Regions from separate parts of the Homo sapiens genome. Here region 2 is linked to region 1. A link is a loop called in an ENCODE intact Hi-C map of the cell type or tissue named here. Cell type or tissue: Panc1. All regions are shown on one strand. Links, peaks and the distances in the headings refer to the core of each region. The heading gives the core; the rest is flanking DNA.

What was found. A loop is a pair of places that touch in the nucleus more often than their neighbours do. Peaks named below come from ENCODE experiments on the same cell type or tissue, not always from the same donor. Only the 100,000 strongest peaks of a DNase experiment are listed, where the experiment ranks them.
Region 2: it touches region 1 in a loop (5-fold over the local background); 2 of 110 quality-filtered maps call a loop at or near these places.

Annotation. Positions count from the first base shown.
Region 1 is chr10:13,060,384-13,067,836 of GRCh38, reverse strand. It overlaps a transcript of CCDC3 not described here. Among named protein-coding and RNA genes, the nearest start is that of OPTN, 36 kb to the left of the region's middle. RefSeq lists enhancers at 597-1,110, 1,111-1,625. In Panc1, for the core only: no CTCF peak of the experiment used is centred there; no DNase peak of the experiment used is centred there; H3K27me3 peaks cover 345 bases.
Region 2 is chr10:12,551,582-12,559,034 of GRCh38, reverse strand. It overlaps CAMK1D (calcium/calmodulin dependent protein kinase ID), which reads right to left. Exons shown (of 11, transcript NM_153498.4): 2 at 5,679-5,810. Among named protein-coding and RNA genes, the nearest start is that of MIR4480, 23 kb to the left of the region's middle. RefSeq lists a silencer at 5,146-5,343 and an enhancer at 5,582-6,082. In Panc1, for the core only: no CTCF peak of the experiment used is centred there; no DNase peak of the experiment used is centred there.

The sequences.
Region 1 (7,453 bases), core at 850-5,849:
CTGCCTTATTACCCAACTAGCCGTGCCAAGTGGCCAATATTTCTGGCTTTCAAACTTTGCTAAAGGTGATGTCCCAGGTGCTCAGAGAAAGGAAGATAAAAGGTGGTTCGTGGAGGGGAAGAGAATCAGCAACAGATCATGCAGATATCAAACCAGAAAGGACTTATTCCCTAAGCCAGGATTGAACCCGGCCGCCATTGTAAAATGGTGGAGGCTAAGACAAAACGTTGCCACGTGGTTACAGGTCATGCTCCCTAAAACAAGATGGAGGCCCGCAGCAAGGTTTGCTACTCACCATACAGAAAGTCATGCAAAGCCCACAAGACTGGCTACAGCTTAAGACCAACCTCACAAATCCTTTTTCATAATTAAAACTTTACAGAGAATATAAACAGTGATCCTTATTCCTGGCCTAGTAAAATGTCTTCAAAAAGGAAAAAAAAAACCTCTCACTTAAAAGTTAAATGCTGACAGGGTAGAGAAAAGGAAAAAATAGTTTAAAATGCAGGGTTGGAAAGATGCCTGGGGAAAATACCTCTTACTCTTATACAAATGGGTTCCTCCGACAGGGAGAGAAACTTAATTGCTGTCCACCATTGGGCACCCTTGGGCCATGGGCCATGCACCCCAACCCTGGCTGGGAGGGGAGCGGGGAACCCACCATTCGCCAGTCTATCTCGCAGGTGCCTGCAGCCATTGGGGTGAGGGGGTGTGCAGTTTCCTCTACCCTCAGAAGAAGCCCAAGGACAAAAAGGCTTGGAAGCGAAAGGGGAAAAAGATTTTTTGGTTCACATCTTACCCACCCCTCCTCAAGCCCCACACCTAGGAGCCAAAATGTTGCAGAATTTTGCTCCTTAGTTCAGCTAAAACTGGGCTCTAGCTTGTCAGAAGACCAGGAGAATTATATGTAGACACATTGAAGGGTGGGCAGAGGAGGGTTTTATTGGGCGAAAAGGGAAAAAAACAAAAAAACTCAGCAAAGTGAGGTGGCTTCCTGCTAACAAGTCCCCCACCTCACAGATTGAATCCCAGGTCACCACACAAGAACTGAAGAGCCAGGCTCCTCCCGCTGCCTGTGGCTCCACCCCGTTCCCCCAGTGCACGTGTGGGCAGGCTCAGACGAGGCCCTGGGCAGGTTCCCTCATCTGCACAAAAGCATCTGATGTCAACACTTGTGGGGTGGGTCGGAGGTTCTCTGGGGACACTGTTTTATCTGCCTAGGCATTTGGCTGTCTCATCATGGTATACAAATACTATGGGTTTTGCTGTTTGCCTTAATTCCAGTGATCTCACAACACTGGTGCCCAAAACTAAACATCTCTTTCTTCCAGGAAAATTGATTTCTTACAAAAGAATATTACAAACTGTTACAAGTTTGAGCTTAATTATAAAATCTGTGGAGAGGTGTGGTGTGTAATTCAGATTATTCCAATGAAGCAGTCAAAAAATATCTGCTAAAACATACCCTGGTAAACCAGTGGCTCTCAAATTTGTGGGCTAAAGAATCACCTGATTAGCTGAGCGTGGTGGTGCATACCTGTGGTCCCAGCTACTCAGAGGCTGAGGTGGGAGAATCACCTGAGCCCGGGAGGGCAAGGGTGCAGTGGGCCAAGATCGTACCATTGTACTCCAGTTTGGGTGATGGGAATGAGACCCTGTCTAAAAAAAAAAAATCACCTAGGGTGCTTGTTAAGCTGCAAATTCCTAGGCTCAACTCCAGATATTCTAATGAAAGGAACTGGGGATGGAGCCCAGGATTTTGCATCTCAATCATTTCAGATGATTCTGATGCAGAAGATTCAAAGACCTCTTTTAGAGAAACATTACCCTAAGCAAGGGCAGAGTTGGTCAGTTGCAGAGGTCTTCCAACTCACTTCCCACTCATTCGTTCACTCATTCTTTCCTGAACTTATTAATTCAACAAACATTTATAGTGCCCTATCATTGTACATGGTGATGTGGACTTGGTAATGTAAAGAGACTCGGTTCCTGTCTGGATGGAACTTATATCTAATGACTGATATATATATATGACATTGATGTATGATTGACAGCATCAACTGGTAAGTATTGAATGTGTCCATACATGCCAAAGAGAATGTTGCAGGGATTTAGAAGGAAGTTGTGTCAACGTGGGTTCAAGTGGGCAGGAATGGAGGAGCTATTCTGTGGAGGGGGTAGGACATTGCCTGGGCCCTGACTGTTGAGGAATGAGCAGGATATCGAAGAGAAGGAAACAGCATTAGCTTCATATCGTAATTATTAAGCAAGAACGTTCTTAATATCCATAAGCCTATACTAAAGATAGAGTGGCCAAGCATGCCCAGGATTAAAACTATAATCTCATTAACTACCTTCCAAGGAGAAATAAAGAATAAGAAGTGAGAAGTTCCTGAATCAGCAACATCATCTCCTTGTTTTTTCAATATTCTGATGCCCATTGGACCATTTTTATGCTAATAAGTTGATCAATAGTAGGATGTTTTGATGTGACGTGTTTATATGGTATTGCTTTTCTCCTAGGTCCATATCTATTTCATCCAGCTACTTCCAAAAAGTTAAAAACACTAAACATAAGATCCTTGTAGGATATAAACAATTAGCACTCTAGGAAGATTAGGACTGTTTGAAACCAAGAGAGGCAGGTTAATCTAATTAAAAATTACTTCTTATTTAACAAAGAGATCTGTATTCATTAAGACTTCTACTTAGACATACTATTTTTAGCTATATTTTGCCAATCCTATTACATGTGTGAAAAATAAATAAATCTCGGAAATCTTGGGGCTGCAAAATCACTAAGCTAAAGAGGAAAGTCAAGCTGAGAATTGCTTAGGGACAACCTGCCTCCCACTCTATTCAAAGTCATCCCTCTGCTCACCGAGATAAATGCATATCTGATTGCCTCCCTTGGGAAAAGCTGATCAGAAACTCAAAAGGATGTAACCATTTGTCTCTCATCTACCTGTGACCTAGAAGCCTTCTCCTTACTTCAGTTGTCCTGCCTTTCAGGACAGAACCAGTGTATGTCTTTTATTTATTTATTTATTAGACAGAGTCTCATTCTGTCGCCCAGGCTGGAGTGCAGTGGCCCCTGATCTTGGCTCACTGCAAGCTCCGCCTTCCAGGTTCACGCCATTCTCCTGCCTCAGCCTCCCCAGTAGCTAGGACTACAGGCACCCACCACCATACCCGGCTAATTTTTTATATTTTTTTAGTAGAGATGGGGTTTCATCATGTTAGCCAGGACCAGTGTACATCTTACATGTATTGATTGCTATCTCATGGCTCCCTAGAATGTATAAAAGTAAGCTGTGCCCTGACCACCTTGGGCACATGTCGTGAGGATCTCCTGAGGCTGTGTCACAGGCACATGTCCTCAAGCTTGGCAAAACAAACTTTCTAAATTAACTGAGACCTGGCTCAGATTTTCAGGGTTCACACATGAAAGAAATTTTATGTAATTTATTTCGTGAAGACCAATTTCTAGCTGTCCAGCTACTGTTACATTTCATGTCTTAATCTGTAAAACAGGTTTAATAGCCCCTGACTCAGAGAGGTGTTTGAGGATGAACTGAGAGGACAGTTGTGATTGACTTTTAAAACCCATGCTGGCCGGGCACAGTGGCTCACGCCTGTAATCCCTGCACTTTCGGAGGCTGAGGCAGGTGGATCACGAGGTCAGGAGATCGAGACCAACCTGGCCAACATGGTGAAACCCTGTCTACTAAAAATACAAAAATTATCTGGGCATGGTGGTGTGCACCTGTAGTCCCAGCTACTTGGGAGGCTGAGGCAGGAGAATCACTTGAATCAGGGAGGCGGAGGTTGCAGTGAGCCGAGATGGCACCATTGCACTCCAGCGTGACGACAGAGCGAGACAATGTCTCAAAAAACAACAACATCAACAACAACAAAAAAAAACGACTCACACTAAGAATGAGTGTAAGTTATGAGTTTTCCAGCCATTCTAAAATCTTCCTCGGGATAAAAAGCAGGATCGCAGAGAGCTAGAACATACAATTCTACCTCATCCCAGAACTTGCAAGATATTATATTAACAAGGAAGGCTTCCCAGCCCTTCTTGTTAATATCTTACAAAGCATGCAAGCCAAAATACTGAAGCATTTGTATCCCAGAGTTTCCATGAGTTTGTAGAGAGGTGGTACATCTGGTGGAACAGACTCTGGCGCTAGGCGACTGGGTTTTTAATCTTAGATCCATTCCTTACTATTTACGTGGCTTTGAAGGTACTGAACCTTGATGTGCCTTAGTTTTCTTATCTGTGAAGTAGACATAAAAAGATTGTTGTGATTCAATGAATCCATAAACATCTACACACATAAAGCATTCCTATCTGCCCCTAGAGAAGGTTGTGTTAGCTGTTGTCATGAGCTCTGATGTTAAGGAAGGTACCCAAGGGCATGACAGTTTCAGTTTCATGGAGTGTATAGGAAGACTGGAGATGTATTGATACATACATAAAAATCAAATAGAGGATGGAAAATTAGCAGGACACCATGCCTAGAACAATTATTTATATTGTAACCACCCAAGGGGTTCAACTTGCCCACTGCCTAGACAGAGCTGATAAATCAAGACAGGGGAACTGCAATAGAGAAAGAGTAATTCACACAGAGCCGGCTGTGTGGGAGACCAGGGTTTTGTTATTACTCAAATCAGTCTCCCCGAACATTCGGGGAGCAAAGTTTTTAAAAATAACTTGGTGGGTGGGGGTAAGCCAGTGAGCCAGGAGTGCTGATTGGTCAGAGATGAAATTGGTAAGCCAGTGAGCCAGGAGTGCTGATTGGTCAGAGATGAAATCGGTAAGCCAGTGAGCCAAGGGTGCTGATTGGTCAGAGATGAAATGGCCGTGAGTCAGCTGTCTTCTTGCACTGAGTCAGTTACTGGGTGGGGGCCATAAGAGCAGATGAGCAAGTTTATTGATCTGGGTAGTGTCAGATGATCCATCAAGTGCAGGGCATGCAAAATATCTCATGCACTGATCTTAGGAGCAGTTTAGGGAGGGTCAGAATCTTGTAGCCTCCAGCTGCATGACTCCTAAACCGTAATTTCTAATCTTGTGGCTAATGTTAGTCCTACGAAGGCAATCTAGTCCCCAAGCAAAAAGGAGGTCTGCTTGGGAAAGGGCTGTTACCATCTTTACTTAAACCATAAACTAAGTTTCTCCCAAAGTTAGTTCAGCCTACCCCCAGGAACGAACAAGGATAGCTTGGAGGTTAGAACAAGACAGAGTCTTGCTTATCTCTTTAGATAAGCTTTCACTGTCTGTCATAATTTTCCAAAGGGGGTTTCAATATCATCCCTTATAACAGAAAACATTTAAGACTGTTTGTAAGAATGCATATATAAAATAGTGTGGCACAGGTTTAAAATATGAGAATAGTAGAAGTAGGAACATTAAGGAGGACTGGAGAAGAATCCAGTACAAAAAAAGCATCCCATGGCATCTTATGTACATACAATGGGTGGACCACATGGTTGACTCTAAGCTTTCTAGCAACCATTGCAAAAGGGAAACTCGGTTAGTCAGTCACAAGATAAAAGCAGGCCAATTGTTCAGGAGAAGCACAATTATTCCTTATATTCAGACTGAGGACTAAGCTCTGATTTTTTTCTTATCTTGCACCAATTCTTATCTAAGGGGTCTGGGGAGTCATGCCCTACAAGCCATAAATTCTCGTCAGATGGGTTTTATTTAACCCTACATATTGCTACTTACTTTCCTTTCTGAATCTGGCATAACATTATGTGGCAAAGAAGAAAATCAAAATATTTTACCCCAAAACATGGTTCTTTGCGTATTTTGAAATGGCCCTGTAAAACTGTCCTTTCTGGGTGGTGGGGGGGAAATTTACATCTCTAAAGAATCTCTGTTAACATAGCTAGATCTTTTTCTTCCAGGCCCTCCCAATCCTGAGGAGATTAACTGAGAGTCCAGCACCTTCTAAAGGTCTGAATAGGAAACAGTTGTCATCTGTTGTCTCTAAGGGCAGCCACTATGAGACTTCAAAAGAACCTCAGTCTCCACAATCTTTTATCTGAACCTGAATATTTCCTTTCTATTGATCCCAGGTCTTTAGACAAACTCAACCAATTGGCAGCCAGAAAATGTTTAAGTTTATCTGTAGCCTGAAAGCCCCCATCCCCATTCCTTTTGAATTGTCCCACCTTTCTCCACCAAACCAGTGTATTTCTCAAATGTATTTGATTGATGTCTCATGCCTCCCTAGAATGTATAAAACCGAGCTGCACCCTGACCATCCTGGGCATATGTTCTCAGCACCTCCTGAAGGCTGTGTCACGGGCCATGGTCATTCATATTTGGCTCAGAATAAATATCTTCAGATATTCTACAGAGTTTGACTGTTTTCGTCCACACAAGACCAGAGGGGATGCTCCCAGCCATCACCTTTGAGATGAGGCTGCGTCATGTAATAAACAACATCTCTGATATGTTTTCAGCAGATGAACCAGTGTTTTACAGAACTGCTTCCCACACTGTTAGGTAGATCATCACCGGAAGCCCACTGCAGTAACAGCAGTTCTGTGAGGAGGTGGAACTGTGTGTTCCAGCTCTCTGCGATTCTGCTTTGTATCCTCAGGAAGATTTTAGAATGGCTGGAAAATCCATAATTTATACTCATTCCTACTTGCTTGGGTTTTATAACACAATCACAACTGTCCTCTCATTTCATCCTCAGAAACCTCTCTGAGACAGGGATTATTAAAACTGTTTTACAGATTTAGAAACTGAATCCAAGTGTGGTTGGACAGCTGGAAAATTATGGAACAAGGATTTAATCCTGCTAATTCCCAATCTAATCTTGGGCCATGCCTTTATTACCAAACCTCTTAGAGCCCTCTCTTCCTTGAATTTTTCACTCCATTAAAATCTGATTTTTATATCAACACCTCCGTTGAGATTGCTATTATAAAACTCACAAATGATATTTTTATTGTCAAATCCAGTAACCCCTTTTTTTCAGCCTTTAGAAACAAAATTTGAACCCTAGGTGTGGTGGCTCACACCTGTAATCCTAGCACTTTGGGAGGCCGAAGAGGGAGGACTGCTTGAGGCCAAGAGTTAGAAACCAGCCTGGGCAACATAGCAAGACCCCTGTCTCTACAAAAAATTTAAAAATTAGCCTGGTTTGGTGATGTGCATCTGTGGTCCCAGCTACTTGGGAGGCTGAGGCAGGAGGATTGCTTGAGCCCAGGAGTTTGAGGCTGCAGTGAAGCATGATTGCATCAGTGCACTCCAGCTTGGGCAACAGAGTGAGACCCTGTCTGTTGTTTACAAAGATACTCTTTGGCATTCTGTTTTCCTTTGGCCTTGGGGACTCTTGTTACTCCTGATATCCCTCCCACCTCTCTGATGACTTCTGCTCCTTGGCCTTTATACGCAACTCCTCTCCAGCCCACATCCCAA
Region 2 (7,453 bases), core at 1,659-6,658, 510 kb after region 1:
ACCGTGCCCGGCTAATCAGTATGATTTTAAGAGCTTCCTAGGTGATTTTAAGGTGCAGCCAGGGCTGAGAAACACTGATTTGGAGAGAAAGAGGCAGAGACCATCATCTGAGACTCCTCAGTGTACCCAGATAGACGAAAACATGCCAATTCAAATCAGTTCCTGCCAGGGTCACTTCCCCAAGGCAAGACAATCTCTGCAGCTTACAAAGCAGGCATCAGAACAGCATGTTGAATTCTGGTGCCATGTTTCATTCAGACAGTACCCCTTCCACCAAACTGAGCCTCAGTTTTTCCAACTATTAGTAAATGGGCTGCTCCAGACACAGCTGGTTTGCTTCTCTCAGCCCCCACTTTCCAATCTATGCATCCCCCTCTCTCTTCACCTCTCATTTAAATGTAGACTGTTGATATATTTGCCTTTCTACTCCTGCAAAAGTACTTTAAGTGCTACCTTGAAATTATTGTATTTTTTTTTTTTGAGATGGAGTTTTGCTCTTGTTACCCAGGTTGGAGTGCAACGGCACGATCTCGGTTCACTGTAACCTCCACCTCCTGGGTTCAAACAATTCTCCTGCCTCAGCCTCCCAAGTAGCTGTGATTATAGGTATGCGCCACAACGCTCAGCTAATTTTTGTAGTTTGAATAGAGATGGGGTTTCACCACCTTGGCCAGGATGGTCTCAAGCTCTTGACCTCAAGCAACCCACCCACAGCAGCCTCCCAAAGTGCTGGCTTACAGGTGTGAGCCACCGTGCCGGTCAAGTTTTGAAATTAGATGTCAGCAGTGCCTGCCCTCGAAATAAATAATGCCACAGAAATCATAAACTCTGTAATCCAACCCAAAGAGAATAACACCGATGATGTTTATTCCATACCGCATAAAATACTCTGTTGTGGGATCACAACTAACTGTTCTATCTAGAGTAGCTTATGCTGAATTTTCTAGATCCAGCCGCTGATGCCAGAGCAAGGCTGCCGGTCCTCACAGCTGCAGAGCAACAGCCTACCTCCATGTTTATCAGAATGTTTCCCTCTGAGCTTCATTTAATATCTACTGATCAAGTAGAAAATTCATTTTGAAACAATTTCCAGAGCAAGTACAAAGACATCCTTAAGGACATGTTAGCTACATCACTTCAGTCCAGTGAAATAAATAAATTTCTCAGCCTACAATAAACTCAGCATAAAGGGGGGCAGGCAGTCTTTCCAATGGGCCGGCTTAGCAGTCCCCTGGTGGTCCAGCAGCTGGGATTCAAATGGGCCTACTTCCATGGAAAATAGCGTGGAAATAAACCAATGGCCAGGAAACAAACACAAATAGCGTGGAAATCAACAAACAGTCAGGAAATAAGCAAAAATAGTGTGGAAATCAACAAAGACGTTGGAATTTAAGGCAGTCTATTTGGGATCCTGTCTACAATGACTTAGTCATGAAAATCATCAAAAGACTTTTTTCTTTTTTCTTTTTTTTTTTTTTTTTTTGAGATGGAGTCTCGCTCTGTCGCCCAGGCTGGAGTGCAGTGGCGCGATCTGGGCTCACTTCAAGCTCTGCCTCCCGGGTTCACACCATTCTCCTGCCTCAGTCTCCCGAGTAGCTGGGACTACAGGCGCCCACCACCATACCCGGCCAATTTTTTTGTGTATTTTTAGTAGAGACGGGGTTTCACCGTATTAGCCAGGATTGTCTCGATCTCCTGACCTCGTGATCCACCTGCCTCAGCCTCCCAAAGTGCTGGGATTACAGGCGTGAGCCGTGGCACCCGGCCAGGACTTTTTTCTTACATGCTGTGTCTGAAAAACTTTACCAATCAGCAAGTCCAGATCACAATCTGAGTTCCAGAACTGGACAGTCAACTGGACCTCTCTACCAGGGCATCCTCCCAACCCCCAAGTTCAGCATGTCCAGACTCTTGACCTGCCCTCCCGCTCTGGTATTTCTGTTCTCAGTGAATGGGGTCATCATCCACCCAGGCATCCATGTCAGAAACTCGGCAGCCCTCCTGGAATCCTCCGTCTCCCTCCCTGCTCTCCCCATTCCTTCCGAATCTCTAAGTCCTACAGATTCCACTGTGTTCACACACTCATAACTGTTTCTTCCATCCCAACTCCAGAGCTTCTGTGTTAATGTGCTGCTTCTTCATTTCTCCACCAGATTCTTCCAACAGCCTCCTCACTATTCTCCCTACATACATAGAGTCCTGGCCCCCCAGTCCATTCTTCTCAGTTCTGCCGCAACAATCTTCAAAAATTAATCTTGATCATGTTGCTCCTTTCATCAAAACCCTCCGATGGCTCCCCCGTGTCTAGAGGATGAAGTTCAAAGTGGGTACACAAGGCCCTCCACAATCCCACCTCTCCAACCTTAGGTGTCTCCAGGCCTCCCCCTGAACCCTTTGCCCTGGAGAGTTCCCCAGCACACCAGCCTTTCTGTCTCCTATCTCCTGACCTCTGTTTGGGCTGCCACTTCTGGATGGAATGTCCCTCTGCGTTTCTGACCCTGCAAACTATGCTCATTGTCCAGGCCCTCCTCCTCCATGAATCCTCTCCTCCCATCCCACCCCAAAGGAAGAAGACAGCACCCCCTACCCTTGAGGCCCTGGCCATGCTACTACACAGCATCTGCAATGCCACTGCACGTACTTAGTGACAAAACTGTGAGCTCCCAGAGGGCAAGGAGAGCACCTTATCTAAACTCAGTGCCCAGCAGTGCGGCCTGCTGCACAGTGAGAATTTAATAAATATTTGTTAAATGAATGAATGTCTCCATGACAACATTCTGAGTGGTTTCAAACTATTTTCTTTCTAGCTCATTGACTTTGCTTTCAGCTGCTCATGATGTGGAACTGCCTCTTACTCCATATGTAAATCATTTGCAGAGGACCAAAAAAAAAAGTCAGTGCGGGAGTTACTATAGATCACCTTCGCATCCCTGGAGAAATCACTTCTTTGTTCTTGACTCCTGAAAGAGGGGTCACGCTTCCAGGTACTCCAGCAGCGGATACTGAACAACTATCAAAACAAGTTATTCCAGCCCTCTGGCCCTCCTTGGTTTTTAAATGCCCTCTCCCTGGAAGTGATTATTTGAGTGAGGCGCAGGGTGAAGACAATTAAAGCAGACCATCCACGGCATCAACAGGACTGGTTTATAAAGCCTGCATCCATGGCCTCTGCTCATGCAAATGAAAAATAATGCTAAAAAATGAAACTGACTTCCTCCCCTTTTGTACTTCTCAGCCCTAAGGGAATCACACCAAAATACAGTCATCACCCTCGATCCATCAACAGACAGCCCCTGTGCCCAACGTAAAACCTTTGGAAGGCTCTGGGCCCACCCAGAATTCAATCTACAATGTCAAATATCTGTAATGTGTCTGCAACTTAATGTCACCAGCAAATAACTTCTTCTCCAAGTACTGATTTCACATTGGAAAATGAGCAATTTAAATAAATGTCTCATTAACATCGTGTTTTCCTGCTAGATGCTAATATACTTAATTTGTTTTCCCAGATTCTCTTCCATACAATCATTTCCTGCAATCCTCCTCAGGACAACCTGAAACTCACTGGGTTCCTAATAGACAATCCAGAGAACCTAGAAACGACCAAACTACCAAACAAATAAGCAAAACCCTTAAGCTACAAAGTTAAAGAGACCTGTTTGTTCTCAAACACTTATCCCGCATGCTGTAGCTTCTTCTGTGAGTTACACAAAGGTCAGAAGAGGACAGACTGTCCTGGCCCTCTCAGCAGTGCTGGGTTTGTGCAAATGATGGCTGAACATCGTTGGGTGGACACTGCTGGTCCCAGTAAGAGAGGAGTGGGCGAGACGGTTTATTCAGAAAGAATGTGAGGAGCGTGACATTTTGTGTTGAGGCCCTAGAAGGCTTGTTCTCATTCTGCTTTGCTTATCTGTACAGAGATTCTTGCTATGTGCTGATTCCAAACCCCAAAAATTTCAAGGATATTTCCAACATCTTTTATTAATAGCAACTCTTAAAAATTTCCATAGCACACTGCTCAGACACACTCCAAACATGCAAAATCAGGTACCATACAAGGGCTTGTTCCCCCAAACCTTTGGAGATGACGGGGCAATGGCTTAATCATGACAGTGTGGGGAACGGTGTGGACACCACACTTATGAAAGAACATCGCTGGGATGGATCCAGACACATCAGAATGGTTCTGGGAGCCAGGCGCCATGGCTCATGCCTATAATCCCAGCAATCTGGGAGGCTGCGGTAGGAGGACTGCTTGAGGCCAGGAGTTCAAGACCAGCCTGGGCAACACAGTGAGCCCTCCATCTCTTAAAAAAAAAATTTTTTTTTAATTAGCCAGGCATAATAGCGTGTGCCTACAGTCCTAGCTACTCAGGAGCCAGAGGTGGGAAGATCACTTGAGCTCAAGAGTTGAGGCTGCGGTGAGACAAGACTGCCACTGCACTCCAGACTGGGCAACAGAGCAAGATCCTGCCTGGAGAAAAAAAGAAAAAATGAATGGTTCTATGTGTGCCATTATACAAGAGAGGACTTTCTTATATTTTTGCTCCCCATGTGTAATAGAAATAAATGAAAATCTTGGCCAGGCGCAGTGGCTCATGCCTGTAAACTCAGCACTTTGGGAGGCCAAGGCGGGCGGATCACCTGAGGTCAGGAGTTCAAGACCAGCCTGGCCAACATGGAGAAACCTCATCTCTACAAAAATACAAAAATTAGCTGGGCATGATGGCAGATGCCTGTAATCCCAGCTTCGGGAGGCTGAGGCGGGAGAATCGCTTGAAGCCAGGAGGTGGAAGTTGCAGTGAGCTGAGATTGCGCCATTGTACTCCAGCCTGGGCAACAGAGCGAGATTCTGTCAGGAAAGGAAAGGAGAGGAGAGGGGAGGGGAGCAAAGGGGAGGGGAGTGGGGAGGGAAAGAAAGGAAATAAAAAAAAGAAAGAAAAATCTATTTTATTTCTATTACACACAGTGAGCAAAAATAAAACTCAATGAGGAGGTAAGCACTGAAACAGTGAACTCCACGCAGCCTGCTGGGTGCCAGGCGCCATGTCTGTGGCAGAGAATGGGAGAAACCATCGGAACGTGTGGAAGTAACACTGGCCGGGTTGGTATTCCAGGCTCTGCCACATAGGAGCTGCAAGGCTTTGGACACGTGACTCTATTTTGTGAGCTTCATCACCTTATTATAAATAAAGCAGTAATAACAGCAACAGTACTCACAGCGGTGGCGACAGCACAGACCTTTACTGAGCACTTCCTATGTGGCGAGTGCTGCAGTGAGCACTTCACAAAAACTTAGTAAGCAGCATCTCACCAAATCTTTACAACACCCTGCCAGGGAGACGCCGGTAACTCCATTTTACAGAGAAGACTCAGGGCTCTGTAGCCGGCCCACGGTCACTCGGATATGGTGAGTGGCAGGGTCTCGGTTCACAAGCAAGTCTGCCTGACAGCTGTGCTCTTTGTAATTGAGAACTACTCCCAACCATGGCCGTGAATGTTCTAAGACACGAGAGGTCTATGGGAAAAGTGCTTTGAAAGTTGGTTATCGTTTGCACAGCCTGGGTCCTCTGGGGGCCCCTCTGCCCCCGGGGAAAGTCTGCCTCCGGGGCAGGACTCCTGCAGGACACACGGGCCAGGAGGTAGGGAAGGGAGGAGGGTTGCCCTCCAGCACTTACTTTCTCAGGACGGCTATCTCATTCTCTATGCTGCTTTCCTTGCCCTTCAGCGCCTTCTTAGGGATACACTTCACAGCAAAGAGCTTGCCAGTTGCCTTCTCTTCAGCTAAAACCACTTCGGAAAAGGCCCCGCTGTGAACAAAGAAGGAAAAAAGAACACTTAGATGCAGAAGTCCAGTTTCACAATGGCTCCATTCACCCTACCACCGAAGTTTGAGTAAACAATAACGACGGCACAGTTGTAAGCATTACTGTTACTTTTATCCACCGTGGCTCCTTGCTAAACATCTTTGTGCAAAGAAATACACAGGGGCAGCCCGGCGCAGTGGCTCATGCCTGTAATCCCGACACTTTGGGAGGCCAAGGCGGGCAGACCACCTGAGGTCAGGAGTTTAAGACCAGCCTGGCCAACATGATGAAACCCCGTCTCTACTAAAAATACAAAAAATTAGCCAGAGGTGGTGGCACGCACCTGTAATTCCAGCTACTTGGGAGGCTGAGGCAGGAGAATCGCTTGAGCTTGGAAGGCAGAGGTTGCAGTGAGCCGAGATCGTGTCGCTGCACTCCAGCCTGGGCGACAGAGCAAGACTCTGTCTCAAAAAATAATGATAATAAAAGTTTTTCAAAAAGGAAATACACAGGGGCAAGCAGGCCTTCCTGCAAAGGGACATGCGGATGTGGAGGTCAACACAGTTAGGCCACCTCCCGGTACCACTTGCCACACAACACAGTGGCGTCACTTTGGAGCCAACAAGAACGCTCCCACAAGAGGTTCCTCCTACAGAAAAGGACTGGATCCTTCTGCCGGTGTCAGCTCTCCCACCTCCAAACAGACTAGAAAGTCACACTAAAATCCCCAGGTCCTCACAGGCTTTTTCATCTAGAGGAAATTTCAGAGCGCTCTGCAAACACTGGACTCTTCCCAGCTGGGTAAGGATAGGACTGGGTGTGAGCGGTATTGCAGGTGGTACAGACACAGGGTAATTAATTGGTCATGGGGTGCAAGTGCTCACCGAGCAGCTTGTATCCTTTTTAAACCAAAGAAACTAACAAGCAAGGGCTATGGAGTGGGGAAGACTGTCCTGCCTGAAAATACACATTTCACTCTGCAACGGCAGAGCAACAAACTAAAACCAGAACATCTGGGGCTGGAGAGCCCACTTCTCTGGAGGGGCCCCTTATGATCTGGGAGCCCCAGAGCCAGCACCCCAGGGCCACCTCCTTTGCTGACGGTAGGCAAGGCCTGCGTGCAGAACTCCACTAATAACCCTGGCATGGAACAGCCTCCTCCATCATCTCCGGATCCTCCAGATCCCAGCAACTTGGGCTCTGTGCACAGGGAAGTACCACAGCCCACTGAGTCGTTCTCTGTGCCAAGACTTTCAACTCCTGCTTCAAGAAACCAACGTTCCCGTGTCCAGAGAAACCACTGGAAGCCCCAGTGTTATGGCAATACCAGGTCTTCAGGCCCTACCTTCTTCAGTCCAATGGTCCCCAACCTTTTTGGCATCAGGGACCAGCTTCATGGACAACAGTTTTTCCATGGACCCGGGAGAGGAGGGTGGTTTTGGGATGACTCAAGTGCATTACATTTCTTGTGCACTTTATTTCATTTTTTTGAGACGGAGTCTGGCTCTGTTGCCCAGGCTGGAGTGCACTGGTGTGATCTCGGCTCACTGCAACCTCTGCCTCTCAGGTTCAAGCGATTCTCCTGACTCAGCTTCCTGAGGAGCTGGGATTACAGGTGTCCACCAACACATCTGGCTAATTTTTGT